2 separate regions of the Homo sapiens genome follow, and region 1 is linked to region 2. The links are chromatin loops, found by intact Hi-C in ENCODE. Cell type or tissue: natural killer cell. All regions are shown on one strand.

Region 1 (2,500 bases), 290 kb before region 2:
TCTTACAGCTTTTTTATAGAATGTTAGCATAGAAAACCGTGTCAGGTCTGTCCCTGGGGTCTCTGTAGTCGTGGAGAGAGGCCAGTCAGTATGGCTTCACTTATCTGATTGACAAAGATCTGTACTCTCTACTTTCTGATAACAAAAATGAAGGAATGGTCAGCCACGATTAGAAATCCACTGATCCTTTACTTTTGAACTATTTTCACTTTTCTTTAATGTTATGTTTATGTCATTTCTCAACCTTTCTTTGTTTTTCCTCAATACACAACAAAGCATTCAAAGCAATGAAGTATACCTATCCAGAAGATAAGCACTTGCTAAGGCCCTATTGTCCTATAATATATGGATAGCAAATCAAGCAGACCTCTCCATGTTAGTGACAAATTAATCCAGATTCATTCTAACTTACATTAGATATCATTCTATTGTGCCTTTGATTGTGGCACCAATCTGTAGTCACCTCTGTAGTACTACCGAAATAGAGTTTTCATATCTATAAAACTGAGAATTAAATTATACAACCTGATGAATTCATCTACAGGAAAACTCCTATATATTTTTTGATGTCTGAATTTCTGGTTTTTGCTTTTCCAAATTTTATTTTCACAATGTCATATACCTATGAGCACTGTTAGAATATGCTTTGGACCAACCCCTGAAAAGAATAAAAGCATTACTCATCCTATGTGTTTTTTCCAAAGAAATGAAAATGTACTTAAAATTTTTAAGTAAACAGTGTACTATAAGGGAGACTTTGCTTTAATATATGGGGGTTAATAGATTTTTTCTAATCACATTTCTATCTTATTCCATTTTCCTTTAAATGGGTGGGTACACTTGACAGCCCTGAAAAGTGAGGCACTAATAGTAGTGTCAGGGGCCAAGAATTGAACAAGCTTTCCTACATCACCCCTGTGTCTCACCCAGAGCTGTACCAAATGTTTAATTTTAGTCTTTGGCTCAATGCCAAACACCTGGAAATGGCATCCAGCCAGAGATGAACACAAAGCTAAACAGTGGGTGAGCAAGTACATATGTCTTTTCTTATTTTCCCGTTTTTCAACTATTAGGTAAATAAGGTAGTTATTAGGTAAATAAGGTAGTTATTAAATGATGACTTCTGCAAAGCCTGCAATTTTAGTGTTCACATTTCATCTTACCAACACTGACCAGTCTTCTCAGCAAGCAACATTTTTATAATATCTGTATGAAAACCAGTTTGACTTCCTACTCAGTGCCATCTTTGAGGAGGGATTTCAGCCTGTTGTCTTCTTAGACTAGAATGTACATAAGAAGCATGTCAGATGCCAAGTTTGTTGAAATGCAAACTTTGTCACTGGTAAGTTTTCAGTCGCTGATATTTCTGCGTGGGCACATCCCTCCGCACTTGTTCATGTCATAGCACTCAGGACTCCTGACTCCATTTCTGCACCCACAGAAACCACATTTCCTCTCAGTCCTTCTCACTTCACCAATCCACAAACCCTTTAACTACCCCTGAAATACGGAGATATTTCCCAACATCTCCACAAATATAACAGAAAGCTTTTGTGGTCTCATGTAACCAAACTTATAACCATATGCACGCCTTCTTTGACCAAGAAAATCACTCATCTTTCTAGTGTGTCCAATTCAAGATTCTTTGCAATAGACCATGGTACATGGAATTTGAAGGCCAAATCCTGGTGCTATGGATTTCAAGGGAAGCAGGCACATATACAAAAACAATGAAAGCAATGCTACATTTTGTCTAATGCTTTATCTTTTTAGGTATATATAGTTTGTTTACTTTTTTATAAAGACGCTAAATTTTGCTTTCTCTTTGAAATAAACATGTGGCTATTTGGTACAACTTTCTGGTCTCAGAAAGTTGTACGTGTACATGATTTAAAATGAAATTGAGTGATGTAATTACGCTTTCATGAGCCATAAGCATTCCTAAAGAATCCTACATAAATCCATAAAGTAGTAAAAGGTAGTTTTGATTATTAGTAACAAACTTGCCATTTAAAAATACTGTTGTATATTGTATTAATACCTTTTGTGCACCTTTTCAGGTTTTCTTAGTTGTATCTGTCCTGTTCCAGACACCAACTTGACCACCTGATCTGTGAGGGCTTAGGTGCAGCATGACAGCACTTCACCCCAAGAATCTACCTCTCATTTCCCACTTGGGGCTATTCTGTTGACACCTCAGCTTGGGACCAGGAATAAAATCCACTCTCCATTTACACATGTACCACCCAGAGTGTGGGAAAGTTAACACCCTCTATCAGTTTGTTAAGGCTGCCGTAACAAAAGACCACAGGCTGGGTGGCTTCACTATCAGAAATGTATTTTCTCACAGTTTTGGAGGCGAGAAGTCCAAGATTAAGGTGTCAGCAGGTTTGGTTTCTTCTGAGGCTTCTCTCCTTAGTTTGCAGATGGCCACCTGGTCTTTCCCTCTTGCATACAAACCCCATGGTGTCCCTCTGTGTGTCCACATTTCCTCTTTTTA
Region 2 (2,500 bases):
GACTGTCTTCAAAGCTTGGACAGATAGCTTAATAAACAATCACAAAAGGATAATAAAAAGTATTATATGAATACTTATCAAAGATAATCTTCTGATTTATCAAATCAACAGACTGAACGAAAAGAAAGGCTTAATAAAAGTTTAGTGGGCACTTACTGAATGTATAGTGAATGAGAGAATGAATGAATGAGTATAAGATGGCAAGTGATAAATAGCCTTTTTTTCTTTAAGGAAAGGATAGGAAATCTCTTTAACCTTCCTTATTTCTACGTTAATTCTCTGAAAGGAAATGTCTTCTTACAATAAAACTGTGACATCACTGATCGTCAATAAATGTTTGTTTTGTAAACTTTGAATAATTAGGGGAAACAGGAATATAGCAAAATATTTGAAGATAGTTTAAATTACAAATAAGCTATTTTAAAGTCTATATAGATGTGTTAAAGATGTTCATTTTTATAACTTAGAACAACTGTTACAGAAATAAAGCTCAAATAATCTCACCATAAAATTCCTTAGTTACAAATATAGTGATATCAGATTTATAAGAAAATGTTAAAAGGACTTTGAATTTGCTAAAAAGAGTAGTATATTTTGAAATGTATTGAATAAAAGTGATGATATATTACATAAATGATCAATTAAAAAGATTTTTAGTATTCAGAATTATATATTTCCTGGATAAAACTGTGTTTTGTTTTCATTATTTTAATGCTCACAAGACACACCTCGGATTCGATTTGCAGTATACATAAAATGTAAGGGGGAAAAAGACCTCCATGTCTAGAGGTATTGCAAACTTGCAAAACACATTAATAGTACAGTTAAAACAGAATGTGTTAACCTGTCTTCTGAGGTTACCGCACAAGTGTTTTAAAAGTTTTGTTTTGCTGTGGTTTTAAAGCTTAGTGTGTAATCTCTCTACCACTGCTTCTAACGGACAAAAAAAAAAAAAAAGAAAAAGAAAAAGTTACAACTCAAATTCTGTAGTAAACCACAGGGCAGAGGCAAGGGGTTCTCAGCCCATTCCTTAACAAACTTGTTGCTAGTCCTGTCTGCACCATCCTAACTCGCCTATGTTCCCCAGGCACTGAGCCAAAAGTATCATTTTACTGAGTGAAGAAAAAAGAGTTTCATTCTTCCAATCTTGTACTACTTTCACCTCAACCTTGCAATCTTGTTTTTCCACATTTTCTAACTATTGAAATGAAAGCATTCCCCCCAAAATATTAATAAAGAATAGGGAAAGGAAGAGAATGGGAAGGAGGTGTTCTCTTCTAGATAGTACGCAGAGTACGAGGCACTATTTTAAACACTGATAAGGGCACGCATAGAAGCAGGGACTCTGCTTGCTGCCAGTGAATTCAGGTAATGTATCCATTGTTCCAAATTGCTATGGTCTGGTGACAGGAACCCCAACTAGAACAAGCTTGCCCTGCATTTTCTTTTGCATTTAGATGCCAACTTTGATAAGGTCACGCCTTAAAAGATCCACATAGCATGCAACACACAGATAGCAATAAAGCCTTCAGCCATTCCCATACTCAGATAAGAATGTAAAAAGAAGAGGAAATCAGAAAGACATTCACATATATGAACAGATTTACAGGGCCAACCCATTTATAACTACACCTATCTAGATCCTTTCACACACCAGGGACCTATGTGGAGCCAACAACAAAGGTACTCCAGAGATTCCCTCCCCTCCCAGGCCCCCATGCTCCTATCCCAGAATTTTCTCAAAGGAGCTCATTGCTTTCCCTCACTGGCTTCCTTTGAGTAGTGTCAAAAAGACTTCCCTTAATGCTTTGACTGCTTCTTTCAATTCCAGGGACTCCCTGAAATGTCCAATTTATTCCCCTGACCCTCCCAAAAGGTTTGACTCCTCTTCTACTGCAAAGCTCTCCCTCATGAGCTACCCACAGAAACCAGTTCCCTAGACTGCCTTCCCTCCCAATCATAGCCCGAAGATCCAATCCTCTTCTCCCTTGCTGTTTTCCTTTCCAACTGTTCCCAAAAGTACCTAACCTGACATCATTATTAGTGAAAATACACCAGAGGTTTTGGGGGAAGGGAGGAATACCATTAGAGCAAAGGAAAAACACACATGCACATACAGTGCAGGAATGATGTTCTCATTCCTGGACTGGTTTTCTCTTACCTTTGTCTATACACAATACGTCACCTCTGACACACTCAAACATTCCCAAAAAGCTTGATTAAATGATTTTATCTGGCGTATTTAAAGAAGTGTAGTGTGTGGGGGGGGAAGGGGGGGGTGGTATGTCAGTATATTACATTTTTTTCCTAACAAAAACATCGAAACATACCAATTTATAAAATTGTGACCAAAATCAAAACACAAGTGCAAAGATCCTTTTTAAATTTGTGATTATCAAATGCTACAAATCAGAATTCTGCAAACAAACAAAAATCAAAGAACTTCTTCAGCCACGACTATTGATAGGGTAACATCATGCTTAAAACTTCTCTTGTGAAA

The links. Hi-C counts contacts between places; a loop is a spot of excess contacts. Peaks named below come from ENCODE experiments on the same cell type or tissue, not always from the same donor. Only the 100,000 strongest peaks of a DNase experiment are listed, where the experiment ranks them.
Region 1: it touches region 2 in a loop (3-fold over the local background); 1 of 110 quality-filtered maps calls a loop at or near these places.

What each region holds. Positions count from the first base shown.
Region 1 is chr2:212,814,176-212,816,675 of GRCh38, forward strand. All of the region lies in intron 2 of LINC01878 (long intergenic non-protein coding RNA 1878), which reads left to right. Among named protein-coding and RNA genes, the nearest start is that of LINC01878, 20 kb to the left of the region's middle. In natural killer cell, no CTCF peak of the experiment used is centred here; a DNase peak (open chromatin) is centred at 1,446; H3K27ac peaks cover 1,723 bases.
Region 2 is chr2:213,103,320-213,105,819 of GRCh38, forward strand. The region is part of intron 4 of IKZF2 (IKAROS family zinc finger 2); the gene reads right to left. Among named protein-coding and RNA genes, the nearest start is that of IKZF2, 47 kb to the right of the region's middle. In natural killer cell, no CTCF peak of the experiment used is centred here; a DNase peak (open chromatin) is centred at 962; H3K4me3 peaks cover 696 bases; H3K27ac peaks cover 1,971 bases.